Linked DNA regions of Homo sapiens: region 2 is linked to region 1. Evidence: read pairs that join two places in POLR2A ChIA-PET (ENCODE). Cell type or tissue: OCI-LY7. All regions are shown on one strand. Each heading gives the region's core, and the rest is flanking DNA. Links, peaks and the distances in the headings are about the cores only.

What was found. Peaks named below come from ENCODE experiments on the same cell type or tissue, not always from the same donor. Only the 100,000 strongest peaks of a DNase experiment are listed, where the experiment ranks them.
Region 2: POLR2A ChIA-PET joins it to region 1 with 6 read pairs; 2 of 35 experiments call an interaction of 5 or more read pairs at or near these places.

Annotation. Positions count from the first base shown.
Region 1 is chr10:4,106,747-4,111,149 of GRCh38, forward strand. No RefSeq gene overlaps it. Among named protein-coding and RNA genes, the nearest start is that of MIR6078, 120 kb to the left of the region's middle. In OCI-LY7, for the core only: no CTCF peak of the experiment used is centred there; a DNase peak (open chromatin) is centred at 2,135.
Region 2 is chr10:3,546,432-3,550,834 of GRCh38, forward strand. The region is part of intron 1 of LOC105376360 (a long non-coding RNA gene); the gene reads left to right. Among named protein-coding and RNA genes, the nearest start is that of LINC02669, 46 kb to the left of the region's middle. In OCI-LY7, for the core only: no CTCF peak of the experiment used is centred there; no DNase peak of the experiment used is centred there.

The DNA.
Region 1 (4,403 bases), core at 110-4,109:
GGCCAGGCGCAGTGGCTGATGCCTGTAATCACAGCACTTTTGGAGGCAAGGCGGACAGATCACGAAGTCAGGAGTTCGAGACCAGCCTGACCAACATGGTGAAACCCCGTCTCTACCAAAAATACAAAAATTAGCTGGGCGTGGTGGCAGGCACCTGTAATCCCAGGTACTCAGGAGGCTGAGGGAGGAGAATCACATGAACCTGGGAGGTGGAGGTTGCAGTGAACCGAGATCGCACCACTGCACTCCAGCATGGGTGACAGAGCGAGACTCCATCTCAATAAAATAAAATAAAATAAAAAAGTAAAATAAATCAGACTCATTCTCAACCTGTAAAGTATTGGTACATTTTTGGAGATACCTTCTTTTTTCTTAGACTCAGCAATAGAGTCTAGAAAGAGAATGTAATAAAAGAAACAGTGTTAGACTACATTAAAAAAGGATTTTCCAGACTAGACAGTCCAATTTTTAAAATATGTATATATAGGTGCAACTAAATCCCTATTTTAGCTATCTTCACCCTTCTATCTTAGGGTAAACCAATGAGTCAATACAACCCTACAATTTCCCAAATGTGAATTGGAGACACACTATCCAAGAATAAGCAACATCTATGAAAACTGCTGAGACATGTTATCAGTTAATATGCATGTGGTAGGCACCCTTCCTGCTGCAGTAGATACAACAGTAATGTGTAGAAAGGACATCTGAAACATTACTTAGTGTTATGAAGATCATTTGGATCTCCAAGAAAAGGGAAGTCATTATGGATTGGTTGCCACAGCAAAGAGTTCGTGCAAAAGTGAAACCGGAGTTAGCCCCTGAAGATGAGTGTTGAATGCAGACAGATTGACAAGGATGCTGAAGAATTTAGTAACACTTGAATTGTGTATTCGATCCAAAAAAAGATGACTCATCACGAAAAAAATTAACATTTTTTTTCATTTCATTTTAAAGAACGATACTCGGCTTGTTTTAAAATCTTCCTTTTAAGTCTTTTTCTTCTGGTTCATTTTCAGATATTGGGTATTTCAAGACTTTACTTGTGAGAAAATCAGCAATAATATGTTCATTTATTTTCATAAACTAAAGAAGATAGCACTGATACCTGGAAACGTTATTTTTTTTTCACTTGGGAGGAAAACATTGTTAGTCTTTGGCAATATGTGATTATGGATGTGATTTGGTAGAGTGGCTGACATGTCATCCACATTGATTCTTTTGTGAACATGTTTCAGTTTGTAGCTTCTATGTGATGACAATTTCACTTACCTACATCACAGGCCAGGGGAGGGTAATGTACAACTATGTCCTCACTGCTTAGTGTGCCCTCAGAATTGAGAAGCTGCTTGGCTAAGAAAAGCTGAGAGCTTCAGGAACAAGAATCCTGGTGCTGAGACAACGTCTTATTTTCCTTTAACGTTCCACATTGTGGCAGAGTTTTACAGAATCTGTTTGGGAGCAGAGGAAAGGTCATGCCAGAAGAATAATTGCAGATTTTCATGTAATTCTTAAATGTATGATCTCTGTGTTTGGTAAAAGAGAGAAAACCACCCTGTCAGCCTATGATCCTGAGAAGTATTATATGAAGCAAGCTTTAGCTGGCATTGGTAGAAAAAAATACGCTAAGGGTGCAAAGTCTCCTCTGGCATAAAATCTCTTTTGTCCTTTAAGAATTTAAAGAATATCCAATCATAACTGATTTTTATCCATTTTCATCAATTATTGAGTTGTTATCCAGTGCTAACATGACTGATTAAAGTAGACACTTTCAAGCACATTAGGGAGGCAATATAGCTTCATGGTTAAGAATGCTGGCTTTTAAAATTTAGACATGGTTTAAGTCCACTCTCTTATTGATTTAAGGTGTAACCTTGAACAAATTGCTTAAACTCTCTGGCTGTCCTGGTTCTCATCTGAAAAATGAGACGAGAATAATATCTATCCTATAAGATTGTCTTGGAAATCATATATAATATTTTCACATAATGCCAAGAAGGAAGGCTTTGTTTTACCAATTATTCGTTGATCTCAAACAATATGAGAACAGGATGTAGGTGTGTTTCTTTGCAAATACATTCAAGAGCTCTTTCTCTTCCTTTCTCACTGAGAGGACAATGGGCACAATGAGGGAAGTACAGGCCACCCAGGGGACCAGATGCTATTATTGTCCTCGTTCACATGCAATAGAGCACATGAGTCTTGGATGATACAATTTGACTACAGCTCTTTTAGAAACCATGGAGTTTAAGTTATCTCTTGATTTTCTGGTATGTTCTTTACGAAGAACAAAGCTTTGTTAGCTCATGGTTCCGGATCCTGGGAAGTCCAAGACTGAGGAGCTGGCATCTGGTGACAGCTTTCTTACTAAGTCATCCCATGGCAGAAGGGCAAAGAGAGGATGAGAAAAAGAAGGGGTTGAACTTGTCCTTTTATAAGGAACTTACTCCTGTGATAACAAGCCTACCCCTGCAATGATGGCATTATTCCATTCATGAAGATGACGGTGCTCCCTTGACCCCAAAACCTCCTATCAGGTCATGCCTCCCAACACGGCTGCACTGGAGATTGAGTTTCCAACACATGTGCTTTGGGAGAAACGTTCAAACCATAGCAGTTATTATGAGAATCTCTGCTCAACTGGGGTTCAGCAGAGAATTTTTCCTAATTTCTACCAGATTTAGGTTATGGGGTGAATACATTTGAATATCTAATTCTGTTCTTCTTGTTACTGACTTCATCATCAGCTAAGTATTCTGTTTCAACCTTGTTACAACGATAAGATTTTAAAATGCAGTCCACTGAGGCACATAATTTTCACTTGCGTTTCATCATGTTCATACATAATGGATATGTCTTTATATCCGTGTTGATTTGCTTGGGAATGCACTGACTCACATCTTCACAAAAAGGCCAAAATACTTAAAGAGGTCAACAAAAAACTATGTTTCTTGGACAGGATTTATACTGAATCATCATCATATATCACTACATGAAATCATGTCATTAGTGTTTTTCAGCTAATTGAACTATAATCTACTTTAAGAAAATACAATACCAATACAACAGCTGGTCAAGGCAGGGGCCTGAAGAGCTGCAAGTCCTTTGCAATCTATATTTACCTTTCAGCTCTCTGCACTGTTTCTGAACACATTTTCAATAATGCAAAATTAGGACCTTAGCCTCTGTGCTCAGAATTAATCAGTTCATAATACAGTATTTTATTTACTAATTATTACACATTTCTATTTTGCTCAAGTTGATCAAATCCCTATAAATTTATCATCAGACCACTGCTGCTAGAATTCTAGTAATCAGGGAAAGCCTGTGTCCTTGTGACAGAGCACAGTGCCATAAGACTCAGAATTTCTTTTTTTTTTTTTTGATGGGGAGAGACAGGGTCTCACTCTGTCACCCGGCTGGAGTGCACTGGTGCAATCTCAGCTCTCGCCTCCCAGGCTCAAGTGATTCTCATGCCTCAGCCTCCCAAGTAGCTGGGACCACAGGTGAGTGCCACCATGCCCAGCTAATTTTTGTATTTTTTAAGGAGGGGTTTTATCCATGTTGGCCAGGCTGGTCTCGAACTCCTGGCCTCTCAAAGTGCTATAATTACAGGCTTAAGTCACCACGGCCAGCCAGAATTTAACTTTGTAACTTAAAATTCACAATTTACTTTTTATGAAGAATTTCTCATTTTTATAACTATATTGAACAAAGATAAAAGTATTTTTTTTTCTGTTAACCACTTAAAATTTTAAGGCTCAAAATATATATTGAATATTATTTTCTAAAACATGTAAAAATAATTTCTTTTAACTGAGGGGCTTAAAAAGATTTTAAACTATTTTTTGATGACTCAATTGATCATTATTATGAAGAAGTTTTTTAAATTATCTGTCAACATGATTTATTTACTTATTTATTTTTCGATTTGCCCCTCTCTTGCCTTGCTGGAAACCATTGCTTTTCTTCTAAGAGTTTTCCTAACATAAGTACTTTAATTTAAAACAGCTTCTATAGATTGCTGCTTCTGGTCAGCTGTTAAAAACAAAAAACAAAAACAAAGCCTAGATAATAGCAGCAGACAACATCTATGTTACAGATTGTGTTGAAAATTATATACAATATTTGCATGCAATGCAAGAAGTCCTTTGTTTAACCAGTTATTGGTTGGTCTCAAAAGTAGCTGGTGGGTACTGTAAAATCTGTTACTTTTTAAGGGGATTTTTTAAATCTTTTAAAGTCAGTTGGTTTATTCCTCTTTTGTGACTGCTGTATTTGCAACTCTACAGACAAGAGAAAGACACTACTCAGTTAAAAAGTAATTTATTTGTAGTAAAAATAGAGCACTAGATTTAGTTGGGAAGTAGAGAAAGCTGAAATTATTGATTAAAATGTGAGAA
Region 2 (4,403 bases), core at 98-4,097, 560 kb before region 1:
TTAAAGTGGCATGATTTATAATCCTTTGGGTATATACCCAGTAATGGGACGGCTGGGTCAAATGGTATTTCTAGTTCTAGATCCTTGAGGAATCGCCACACTGTCTTCCACAATGGTTGAACTAGTTTACAGTCCCAGCAACAGTGTAAAAAATGTTCCCATTTCTCCACATCCTCTCCAGCACCTGTTGTTTCCTGACTTTTTAATGATTGCCATTCTAACTGGTGTGAGATGGTATCTCATTGTGGTTTTGATTTGCCTTTTTCTGATGGCCAGTGATGATGAGCATTTTTTCATGTGTCTGTTGGCTGCATAAATGTCTTCTTTTGAGAAGTGTCTCTTCATTTCCTTCACCCACTTTTTGATGGGGTTGTTTGATCTTTTTCTTGTGAATTTGTTTAAGTTCTTTGTAGATTCTGGATATTAGCCCTTTGTCAGATGGGTAGATTGCAAAAACTTTCTCCCATTCTATATGTTGGCTGTTCACTCTGATGGTAGTTTCTTTTCTGTGCACAAGCTCTTTAGTTTAATTAGATCCCATTTGTCAATTTTGGCTTTTGTTGCCATTGATTTTGGTGTTTTAGACATGAAGTCCTTGCCCATGCCTATGGCCTGAATGGTATTTCCAAGGTTTTCTTCTAGGGTTTTTATGGTTTTAGGTCTAACATTTAAGTCTTTAATCCATCTTGAATTAATTTTTCTATAAGGTGTAAGGAAGGGATCCAGTTTCAGCTTTCTACATATGGCTAGCCAGTTTTCCCAGCATCATTTATTAAATAGGGAATCCTTTCCCCATTTCTTGTTTTTGTCAGGTTTGTCAAAGATCAGATGGTTGTAGATGTGTGGTATTATTTCTGAGGGCTCTGTTCTGTTCCATTGATCTATATCTCTGTTTTGGTACCAGTACCATGCTGTTTTGGTTACTATAGCCTTGTAGTATAGTTTGAAGTCAGGTAGTGTGATGCCTCCAGCTTTGTTCTTTTTGCTTAGGATTGTCTTGGCAATGCGGGCTCTTTTTTGGTTCCATATGAACTTTAAAGTAGTTTTTTCCAATTCTGTGAAGAAAGTCATTGGTAGCTTGATATTTCCAATGGCCCGAAGGCTGTCATAAAATTCAAGATTCAAACATGCATTTTTTATTTTAATTGAAATAATTTTATGGACTTTAAACTTAAGAAATTTGGAGTTAAGTTCAATGCCATCCCCATCAAACTTAACTCCAAATTTCTTAAATTTGAAGTCCATAAAAGTATTTCAATTAAAATAAAAAATGCATGTTTGAATCACGAAACTTATGATAGCCTTCGGGCTATTGGAAATTGGCTTCTTTTTCTTCCAAGTGGTCTTGAACAGAGAGATAATCATGTAAACTCTAACCTGAGTGTGAATTTACAGAGCATGCATGGGGTGGGGTACCCACGGAGAAGGCTCTCTTGACCGTGCGTTTGTAGGATGTGTTGAAGGGGCAGAGGGAACCTGGTTGACAGCTCTGGTTCAGGCAGCAAGTCCAGCCCTGGGCAGCCTCACCCAAGCCCCTGTGGACACAGGACTCACTGGGTCTGTTCAGCCATTCTGCCTGGCCAGAAACAACCAAATAACCCAAAGCCCCATCCGTCAGGTGTATGTGGAAAGAGTAATTCTGCTGTGAGACGCCGCTTTCTACTGGGTTTGTCGCCCTTTGCCTGTAGCTGCAAAGCTTCCAATTTTTTGGAAACCCTGCACTCCACATTTTCATTTATCCTGAAACTAAATCAGTTTGGGGCTAAACATATTTCAAAATGTCAGCGTCCTTATTTGGTCCATGGGATGAGAAATGCAAGATTCTCAGAAAATGCCATGTTTAGTTTGGATGTTGTCCTGGAATGTGGAATGGAACAAATGCTAGATCCTCCTAGAGCGTTATGAAGAGTAAAAGAGAGAGGGCAAAGAAAACAGCTGGTAAACTCTGATATGCTCGAGCTAACTGAGTTCTGTGATCGTTACTATTTATCATCCCCATCCTTATCAGAATCTTCAGATTGTATAGTAGCCAATATATTACATTTAGAAGACAGGAAATCTGAAAACATAAATCTTTCTCAGAGCACCCAAACTGAAAAGCCTGTGCAAATACCCCGATTAAAAATAGGAAGAAGAAAACAATTAACTACTCTTCATTGCAGTTATTGAACCACTTGAAGGGCTGACATATAGAGAGATCAGTCCGAAGTCTTCCAGCCCAGAACCCGCGTTGGGTGATGGCTGTTGGCTGACCGAACAGATACCTTCAGCTCTCCTTTCCCTTTCTCTTCTGCTTTGGGATCACCCAAGGAGAAAAACCTCACCATGTGCTTATCTCTGCATTGGATGTTGGTTGACCTGAGTGAAAATGGCATATGAATTGGTGATATCTGCTGGACCATGGCTGGACCTAGGCTTAGAAGAGACCTCCAGCCTGGCCACAGGAGGCCAGGAGGATGCTGAGTCATGCAGAGATCACTCAGTTTATAACAGCAAGATTCTTTTTCTAGTATCCTGAGCAACCCAATGCCCAGAATCTTTTAGGCTTAGTTCCCCTTGAAATATTTTCAAGTAAAGGAGAAGAAAAAAATAATTCTGTATAGGTGTGTACTGGAAGTTGCTTTCCATGGCTTTTGTGACTTGAAGCAGCTTTGTTTAGGAGATGTCGCCGTTGTAAGCCTCTTAAGCTTGAGAAAAAGGCAAATTAGTACCATTTCTCATTGGTTAACATGGAACTTTCCCCATTCTTCTAGGAGAGAATCTCTTTATTGGGAAAATGGGGACAGAAGTGAAATGCAGCACTAAATGAGTTGGGAGCTCATGAGTGTGGCTGAAGATCCTCTTCTGGGCTAGCAGGTGTTTCCAGGGGTTTATGCAAATCCCTCCCTCGTGTGGCCAGAGGGCCAGAGGTGGGGTTCTGCCTGCTAGACCTGGAGGGAAACATTCACAGTTACCACCAGCAAGAAGGGGCGTCCCAGTTGGAATAACCGTGAGGAGAAGGTGGATGGGTGGAGTTGGTGGAAATCGGGGGGATGGGGAGCAAAATAACTGGGGCAAAGGAAACCAAAATGAGTAAAGGTAATCAGGAGAAAAATCACTTTGTGAGGCAGACATCCAGGATGAGTAATTTCTGAATAAGTTTATATTTATGGTATACAACATGATAATTTCATTTATGTGTTCATTGTGGGAAGGCTAAATCAAGCTAATTAACACACGCATTACCTCACATACTTGTCATTTTTTGTGATGAGAGCACTTAAAATCTCCTCTATTAGCAATTTTCAAGTACGCAATACGTATTTATTAACTATAGTCACGAGGCTGTACAAGAAACCTCTTAAATTTATTTCTCCTAACTGAAATTCTGTATCCTTTAACCAACATCTTCCCAATCCCCCCAAAATAAGTGATTTCTTAAAATAGAAACCATTACTTGTGACTAGCTACCTTGATCAGCAAGGATGAATGGATGAATGATTGAAGTTGTCACTAACATGAGCAATGACAAGTAAAGCCACCTCTCAGGTAATACAGGTGTTATAAAACTGGTTATGATCAAGTAACACCTGGCTCCCCGGAGCCTCCTGTTGACATCATCTCTGCCCTACTGTGTGTCTACCCAGAGTTGGAATGCTACAAAGAGCTTAGAATTTTTTTTTTTTTTTTTGAGACAGAGTCTCTCTGTGTTGCCCAGGTTGGAGTGCAGTGGCGTGATCTCTGCTCACTGCAACCTCCACCTCCTGGTTCAAGCCATTCGCTTGCCTCAGCCTCACATAGAATTTAGGTCTTAAAATCCTGATTTCAAGTTCTGGCTTCAGTTTTCTAGCCACGGCAGCTGGCCAGCTGCAAAAGCAACCCCTTAACCTTTCAGAATCATGCCTTCCCTCATCTACAAAAGTGGAATAATAATGAATGTCCTCTTACCTCCCAGAGCTTTATGAGGATTAAATACCATTGTGTGTCAGAGAGTGTCTTATAAACTCTGTGAAACCCTTCAAATGCTGAGTATATGAATAACCAGTGGACAATAAGAGAAACCGTGGAGTTTTGGTAGCAATCTGAGGGCACCAGGGTGATTTCAGGCTCAGTTAGCCAACCCAAGTCATAGAAAAAGGTACAGGAAGCAAGGGAAGAGTCCTATGTCTAAAATAAGCCTGTGTAGGGTTGGATATAAACTATTATTGACTTTTATCATTTCTTAGTTTCCACATTTAGTCCTGAGGCCCCTGAGCCCATGGGAAGCTGTGTTAGTTTGTGTTCATGCTGGACAGGGGAGCCAGCTCCTGTCTTTGGGTTATGATCATTATGCTGGGGACTTCTGGCCATCCGGGTGCCGTAGGAACCCTAAAAGTGTTCCTGAGTACACAGCCCCAACAAGGTGGCAATTCCACCAAGAAGCT